Linked DNA regions of Mus musculus: region 1 is linked to region 2. The links are chromatin loops, found by intact Hi-C in ENCODE. Cell type or tissue: gastrocnemius. All regions are shown on one strand. Links, peaks and the distances in the headings refer to the core of each region. The heading gives the core; the rest is flanking DNA. Region 1 holds the start of Csgalnact2 (chondroitin sulfate N-acetylgalactosaminyltransferase 2). Region 2 holds the start of Bms1 (BMS1, ribosome biogenesis factor).

The links. A loop is a pair of places that touch in the nucleus more often than their neighbours do. Peaks named below come from ENCODE experiments on the same cell type or tissue, not always from the same donor. Only the 100,000 strongest peaks of a DNase experiment are listed, where the experiment ranks them.
Region 1: a loop joins it to region 2, with 3 times the contacts of the local background. A loop is called at or near these places in 1 of 42 quality-filtered maps.

The regions. Positions count from the first base shown.
Region 1 is chr6:118,136,393-118,140,788 of GRCm38, forward strand. It overlaps Csgalnact2 (chondroitin sulfate N-acetylgalactosaminyltransferase 2), which reads right to left and starts at 2,748. Exons shown (of 8, transcript NM_030165.3): 1 at 2,631-2,748. In gastrocnemius, for the core only: a CTCF peak has its summit at 2,530; a DNase peak (open chromatin) is centred at 2,813; H3K4me3 peaks cover 1,716 bases; H3K27ac peaks cover 1,547 bases.
Region 2 is chr6:118,417,166-118,421,561 of GRCm38, forward strand. It overlaps Bms1 (BMS1, ribosome biogenesis factor), which reads right to left and starts at 2,252. Exons shown (of 23, transcript NM_194339.1): 1 at 2,123-2,252; 2 at 1,244-1,452; 3 at 223-413. The coding sequence starts at 1,419. In gastrocnemius, for the core only: no CTCF peak of the experiment used is centred there; a DNase peak (open chromatin) is centred at 2,474; H3K4me3 peaks cover 2,291 bases; H3K27ac peaks cover 2,038 bases.

The DNA of each region.
Region 1 (4,396 bases), core at 170-4,169, 280 kb before region 2:
GCTGGGATTGCACACACGAATGACCATAGCCTGCTCCCACGGACACTTTAGAACACTACACTGCTGTCATACAATGTCTAAAAAACTGATTTCTATTCATTTATGAATAAACAAAACATTAGCTTTGGAAGCTTATAAAATTATATAAATTTTCTCCATAGTGTAAAATGTTTATTAGGATGTATCTAAGGATGTATCTTCAACAATATTAAGAGTTTTGGTGTATCAATTCACTCATAAACTTCTACACTTCTGCTTTTAGAAATATTATTTCCTTGATACATATTAGGCATCTTCTGTGTGTTGCTAGGAGAGTGGAATCCAGGAGCTGCTAGCACAGGTACCTTTCCACATGCTCTCTAAAAGGTCATACTTTCAGATCATCTCTGCCCACAGAGGAGGAAACCAGAAATTGGAAAGGGAAAGGTTGACCTATGCTTGCCAGTATCCTGTCCTGTTCCCTGATGTCTATCTCTGTCTCTGTAGGTGTGTATGTGTTTATTGGCTGTTCCAGACCTGTGTCTTAGGTATTCTTTGTTACGTTCTGTGTTTCAATATTCCAAAACTAAGTGATTTTGTGTGTGTGTGTGTGTGTGTGTTCGTTCAGTGGGCAAAGCACCTTTCCAAACTTGAGAGTACTAATGTTTAAAACTCAACTTCTTGTATTTGTGCAAATGACATGCTGGCTTCCTACAGATATTTAGTGATTATTGTTCTGTTATTTAAATAACAATACTAATATAAAAAAATCCACATCTGGAACTAACCTTATAATTCAGCTTTACACTTACAGCTAGTACTTGTGGAGTGACAGTGACTATGTCTTGAGCTCTCGATTTTTCTAACCCATCTTTAGTGCTGTCCTTTGGTGCTTCATTTCTCCTACCAGCTACCACACTTCCCCTTAACAACCACTAACTTGAGCAACATGGTTACCTAACTGTTATCAAACTGAACAGTCATATCGTGGCCTGCTCTAACTGACTTGAGGGTAAAAGACAGTTAAATGAAATGAGTCTTTGAGAAGATGGTCACTTGTGCCAATACAAAGTGCAAATAGTAGCTTAATGACTATACATGTGTTTGAGACAGGGTCTCAGGGTATATATTCTTGGCTGGCCTGGAACTCACAGAGATACACTGTCCTCTGCCTCCTGCGTGCTGGGATGAAAGGTGTGCACCACCATGCCTTAACTCATATTTTTAAAACCAACCTTCACTTCTGTATTAGTTAAGATAATCTTTTAAAAAAGAAAGAGTCCACGTTAGTTAGGATGTAATTTTTTTCCTATTGTAGGTCTCAGCCATTTTACATCTGACAGAAATGTATTCACATACTAAGACATTCACAAGAATGTTATAACACCCCTAAAACCTAAAACAAATAATACACAAATCTGGAAGCACACATTCATGAACAGAAGAACAATCACATCACAGAATGGCACATTACACTATAAGAAAGAATTATCAACACCATACCATGATATGAATGATATCATATCAAAAAACACGAACAGTGACTTCCACAGCAATATTCTGAGAATACTATATATTAACTCCATTAACATGAAGCTTAAAATAGTCCAAACTAATGGCTGATGAAAGAAGTCAGAACTCTTAATGGGGAAGCAGGGGTAACCTATTTGGAAGAAGCAGAGCACTATGGGAATGTTGTACAATTAAAATCTGATGTGTGTAGCAGCAGACAAGGTAAGAAGCATGTAATGATTCACAGACAGTTCATTTTCATGCATTTGTTGACGTTTTTTTATATTTTATACCACTACAAAAGGAGTGTAGATGGATAAACAGTAATTTCTTAATTATCTGAAACTAAAGCTGGTTGTTTAATATCAACACTTCTAAGCCTCATATACTGAAAACACAACACCCTTTTTATATTCTTTTAGTCACATAATTTAAAAAAGATAGTAGCAAATATTCCCGAATATTATGCCATAAAACACCTTTTTATTACTTCGGAAATCAGAGGTGCTTTTTTAAATGCACCTTTAAGAGATGGCATTAATCCCCAAGGTATTAAAGGCCCAGGGGCCTTCAGTGGCATGAACTGTCAGGACACTGCATGTACATTTCAAAAACAAGCTAAAGCACACCTTCAGATTTAATGAGGACTTAAGAAGAAAAGCGTTAGATTTGTAACCAAACTGTCATGCCGCCAATGTCATCATCACAAACACAAGTACCGCTGTGGTATTTGACAAATTACCCAGCCAGTTGCTCAGAAATGCAGGAATTTTCTAAACTATCTGGTCCTTCTGACAGTTCTCCGTTTTTGGTTTTTATCCAGGTTCCGGCGATCATCAATTCCTACTCCAAGAGCATCTTTTAAAGGGGAGCGTTTTGTCAGAGGCAGGAGGGCTGCTGCCAGTGGGCGCGTTCAACCCCACAGTAAAAAGTTTAGCCACTCAGCAGAGATGATGACGAGGAGGTTAAAAAAAAAACCTGACACGCAAACCAGCGGTCCCTGGCAGCAGCGGTCTCCAAAACGGGACCAGCCTCGGGAGGGCGCGTCAAGGAAGCGCCGCGCCCAGCGGCGTCCCGGAGGGCTCGTCCGAGGGGACCGGCCGCTGCCCAGAGGCGCGGCAGGACACGGCGGTACTCACCGCGCCCGCCGCTCAGCGTCGCCGCCTCTGGGGACCTGCACACCTGGCCAGCGCCCTGCGCGGGGCCGGCCCGGCGCGCCGCCGCGGAGCACCGCCACTTCCGGCGCGCGCGAGGAAATGAGGGAAATGAGGCTGGGTTGCTGTGGCGCGCCCGCCTCCGCGGTCAGGCCCCGCCCTCCACAGCCAGACTCCGCCCTCCAGGGCCAGACCCAGCCCACCGCAGCCGGGCTCCGCCCTCCACACTGCCAAGTCCCGCCCTCCAGGGCCAGGCCTTTCTCTTTCCAGCTAGGACACGCCTATTCCTCCCTCTTCTGTCCTGTGCCCTGCACAGAAAGCTCCACAGATGACAGTTGATTCATCTAAAAACAAACAAACAAACAACAACTGAGATGGGTGCTCAAGCCCTGTGGGATAAATAGCCTGGGAACATCATGCCTTAGAGACACTTAACTAGACACGCATGTGGCTAATCGTCACATAAGTGCTAACCTGGCAGAGCTGACTAGCGGGGAGGCTGAGGATAGCCAACATGCCTTCTGCTCAGGGAAGATCGGTACTGAACACTGAAGAGGTCCTTACGTGTTTTTACTTAAAATAAATAATTCCATTTGCTGCATGTAAAGTACCGTGTGTGTGTGTGTGTGTGTGTGTGTGTGTGTGTGTGTGTGTGTGAAGTCTAGCCTTTTCAGAAAAGCACACACTGGCAAAGTTGGAAAGAGACTGGATATGCAGTCAGCAAGCCTATCTTAGAAGTAGGTGATCCAGACCGTTAAAGTTTTCAGGATTTCCCTTGTGGCATTAGAGGAGAACATCTGGGCAGAAGATATCTCAACAACTGTCAGCCAATAGAGCCAGCTGTGGTCAGGAACAAAGTGTCTCCCTTGGACAGCTGCTTCTTTAGGACGCACCTTGAAGTCCCCTCAGACATCCATCTTCTCTAGTACAATCACAAAAGACAGTCCACGTGGGTTAGCTGCCTGCTGTCTACCAGCCACAGTCCTAAGTATGAGTGCAGGGAGGCAGGAGAATTCTCTCCTAGGAGACTTGGAACATGGGGACCTTTAGCAAATGGTTAAGTGCCCAGCACTGCTAAATTTCCAAGATAAGGCAAAAATTCTCTAATGTATTAATAAAGTAGATATAAATGGCACCTCACTGAAATCTTAGCGAGCCACGATGCCAGACTCCAGCTTTGGCACTGTTAGTCCAAGCCCACATCTACTGTGTGCCTACGTTACACTTGACATTTCATTAACAGTTTCTGAGAAGTCCCCAGAAGCCAGGTGTGACATCTGCCTATAGTCCTAGCACTCATGAGGCTGAGACAGAAAAATGATATTTTTCAGGCCTTCCTGGATTACTTAGTAAGTTCCAGGGCAGCCTGGGATATACATTGAGCCCTTATCTCAAACAAAAAGAAAGTCCACAGATGTAGGGACCTTTCGAATGTGCCCTCTAGACTCATGTTCAGCCATAGAGATGCTTGGATTTTCCTTAGGGACACTTTAAATAGGATGGGGACTATGGCGGAAAGAATGAGAGAGACCTCCCCTGCAGTTTCTGGCATCTCAGTACCAAACATGGGCTCTAACTGAACTTGTGAATGTAAAGTCTCCAAAAAGACAAATAAATGTCCCCAGTAACCAAATTCAAGCACACCCCACTTTTTAGAACCCTGCAACCCATCTACTTCAGGCATTTCGTTTTTTTCTTTCTTTTCTAGCCTCACAGATGCTGGGCTAGATCACACTTCAGGCAGAGCCTAC
Region 2 (4,396 bases), core at 118-4,117:
AGTCCTAGGCCTTTCCACGAAGCACACTTGGCAAAGCAGACCAAGCAGTCAGACTGAGGAGGTGCACATCAGCATTGTATGTCTGAGAAGTTACCTTCTGAGTTACAGGCAAGTCAGTAAAAGCAACCATGTGGTAATCGGATGTAACAACATCGGTGTTATATATTCTGTTTGACCAAACAGCAATCCCTTGGCACAGCAGTCTATGGAGGCACTCCCTACCTGACACAATTGTCACAGGGCCTCTGATCTCACTCAATTTCTGTCTGGTAAAATTCCGAATCAGGCATCGTATCAAAGTGCTCTTTCCAACTTTTGGAGGTCCCATCACCACTACCACTATTGGTGGGGGCTCCAGTGGAGTTCTGTCAACCACTGGAATGTGATGCTTTTTCGTCTTTAAGTCCTGAGTCCTATGTGTTTACAAAAATAAAACAAAACAAAGTTTACTTCCAAAACACAAAAGATCTTTTAAAAGTCCAGATGGTATAGAGACCAGATAATACATGGATCCAATTAACTTTATTTTAACCGGTTAACTTCTAACCCCCTCCTCACCCAAAAGTTATTCTTCAGTAAAGATAAAACAGATGACTAAAAAATAAAGTTAATAATCAAACACATCATGACACTGACTTGGCTTTAATGTTTAAGAGAATTAAGGGGAACCATAGTGACGAGATGTTATAAAACAAGTCAGGTGTAGGAGACAGGGTAAATGTTCTATCAACTGGCTATTGAACTTGTGCTCTGAATCTGTTTTCTTATCCACAGATGAGAATAATTCCTAACTTCTTAATGCTGTTGAAAGAATTCAATTAGGTAACATTTAAAGAAAACTGCTGGCTATATATTATTATCTCCCTAAATACAGTTATTTTAGTATTTTACATTAAAAGTATTGGGGGGGAACCACCAACACTTTAACTGCCATGGAGATATGCAAAGTTTAGGAGATTTTTTTGTGTGTGATCTAAATTGTGTAAATTCTTCTTCTTGGACAAGAAAGAAAGAAGGACAGAAAGAAAGAAAACAAAGAAAAAAGTGGGGAAAGGCAAAGGGCAGGTGTTAGAGGGAAAATGTTTCTTTGACAGAGCTCTGACATTTTAGGAAAAGCCATACGGCATGCCTACTATGGCATGCCTACGTCCTTCAGACCTGAGTTAAGACTCACAAGGCAAATGCCATCTGGGAGAGGCTCCCAGTACTTAAGGGAAGACCCACTAACCCCAGGTAAACACACCTGTGAAAGGACCTCGCCATCCGCACAGCTGACTGCACTGCGAAAGCTTTGGGGTTTCTCTTCCGGGCATCCTCTTCATCTCCAAGCTGTAGGTCTTGCAGGTGCCGTTTCTTTTTCTTCTCAGCTTTAGGCCCACTGTGCTTCTTCCTATGTTTCTTGTGGTCCTTGGTCTCCATGGTGGCTATTTATCTACTACAAATAAGTCTTACCTACACGGAACAGGGAGGACGGTGGTGGTAATCAATTATAATCAGGGTAACACAGGAGGGCAGTAATTTAATTTACTTAAGTGCTGATGTATTTGTTCATTGAATGGAGGTAGAAAATGTTTAGCCAGTATCTTCAAATTCACGTCCCTTTCTTACGCCATAAAGTATAAGAGTTAGCAGCACCAACACTATCCTTCTTATGTTTTATGTTGAAGCCATTTCGACAGTGCTCATTTTTTGTAATGACAGAAATACATCCTACCTGCTGTTCTCAGTACAGAAGCCTTGTGAACTACACGTGGTTACAGAGAATTTCAAGCGTACCTTCGGAAACTGAAAACTATCTTAAGTTTAAATTAATTTTAAACTTAGTCGCACGTGACTAGTGCCTACTATTCTAGGTAGCTTAGGCTGAAGTGTCCTTTTAACTTAAAACGAAAACAAACATACAAGTTTAAGACATCCGAACAGTGCTGAGCAGACTCGCCTCTCAGCTCCTGGAGGAAGCACATTTTCCCCTCCCGGTGATCTATTTTTGCTGGGAGAAGAACACGCAGCCGAGCTGGGCAGGAGCCCTCCCTGCTCGAGTGACCCGCTCCCCATCCAGCACTGCACGAACCCACGCCCTCCACACTCCCGGGAGCACCTCTCCGGCGGCCGAGAAACTTGCCTTCCAGCCCAGACGCAGCCTGGGAGCAGCCTGTCGGGAGGTCGAGGACCGACCGAACCGGGAAGCCGACGGGGCTCGCGAAAGCACTCGGACTCACGGCAGCAACCGCTCCAGCCCGCAAGCACGACGCCGGAAGCGGAAACTGTCCTTCTGCTTGTACCCGTCGGAGGGAAACGAGCAAAGAAGAGGGGAAAAAAAGGAACCCGTGGACGGACGACTTTCAGGGGAAAGCCGGAAGTAAGCTCTGGGTTGGCTGAGGGTTGCGCAAGCGCACTTTCAGATTTCGCACGGACTGCCCTCTCCTTCGGGTCCCAGCCACTCTGAGAGTCGGGCTCTCAGCCAGCGCGACCTGGCTTCAGAGGATCCGCGCGGCGCTGGGCCCTGGCCCGCTTATTTGAGTAGCAGAGGAACGCTGGAAGGACGCCCGAGTCATCGCCAGTCCCAACTTGAAAGCTGTGAATTCCGCCGCCCCATCCGCTAGGCTACCGCTCCCTGTCACCGCTGCCAGAGCTGTCCTCACGGGTTTTCAGCGCTCTGCTGCCCTCTTGTGCCAGGACCGACGGGCTGAGGGCAGGGTGCTCCTCTGTGCTCCTGGAGAGGGCGTTTTCTTCAGAAAACGTCTTAGCTTGCCATTTTGTGTGCATGTGTGGCTATGTGTGTCGTGTGTCTTGTGTCTCTGTGCTCAGCCTTGCATCCCCAGGACTCAGTCCAGTCCTGGGGAATAGCCCTCAAACCCCCAGTCCCGGTTATTTGCTACAGTTATGCTGGACTCAAAACTGAGCTCATCTCAAGGAGAATAAGAAGTAGGGTTTTTTCCTTGCGCCAAATAAGAGTGACTGCGGCCTGGGAATACGGATTCAGGTTCCCACAAAATAGCATGTTCATGCAAAACACAGCTCTCACCTCAATGAGCCAAGAACATGGGTTCAGTTGCCTCAAAGTCTCCCATTTTGTACCTTTTAATAGCACACCAACACAAAACAGCTCTAAAGGTTCATATGGAAATTATGAAACAAAATCAAAGGTTTAGCAAATGATAGTTTGTGAGGTTGGCCCTCCTATTTCTCTCTCCCCATCCTTTGACTATCATTCCAGTGACCATCATTCTAGCCTTTCTGCACATTCCAGAGCAACGCCCCAATTTCTGCAGGAAGTAGTTATAGAAAAGACTACATTGCCCTTTATCATCAACAAAAGGATTGGAATGTAAGATCGCAAACTGAGGACAAATGGCTGACAGAGGTGTCTATTGAACAAGTCAAACAGCCCTCAGTCCCAACCTGTGACAGGGTCATCCTGCCTGGCAACTATCCCCCTAGCTGAACCACCAAATGAGGCCTATGAGAAATTTCTCATACAGTCCAACGCTGGAAGAACTCAGGGCAGACACCATAGTGCTTGCTAACTCACTCATTAGGCTTATGCTTGCCTTATTTTCTTACATAGCACAGTATCACTTGCCCAGGGAATGGTGGTACCCATAGTGGGCCTGGCTATCCTAAATCAATTAATAATCAAGTCCAGCCCTCCAGTCATACCTATAAGCCAATCAGATTTATGCAATTCCTTAACTGAGACTTTCTTATTGGACCATCATATGACTCTGGACTGTGTCAAGTTGACATTGAGAGGTAACTAGACAACTAGTCAGTTAGTTTTCTTAAGGCACTAAACACTAAGGACATTTTTCATAGGCATACTAAAGAGATTTTAGCATGTTTGTTTCATTATCCCCAAATGGTTGCTTAGAACGCAATGGCTAAGATATGGAGCTGCAGAACATTCTGTTACAAAGTAGATGCCCAAAGATGCTGGGAGTTAGTGGACGGGGGTTGGGTGAGAGACATGGCCTTTGACATAGGGAATGGGATCCACTTTAATTCTGAGACACTGGAGTTAAGGTGCCTGAAGGCGTGTGGTGTGAATGTTGACATTTGAGTATGCTGGGGCTTGGTGTGCATGACAAATGTGGTATCTCTCTGGGGGTAAGCTCTCGTGAGTCCTGAAATATTAGAAAATGTGTTCTATGTAATCCTCAATAAATAAAAAAACTTTTGAGTGAACAGTTTGTATCTCTAGTTAAATAGACAAGTCACATTTATGACACTAGATAAGGCCATTTTGTTCACTGATACTATTTTGTGGTGGGGGAGAGGTTCAAGCCAGAGTTTCTCTGTATAGCCCTGGCTGCTTGAAATTTGCTCTGTAGAAATTTGCTCTTTGAACTCAGAGATTTGTCTGCCCCTGCCTCCTGATGTCACCAGGAAGTGAAAG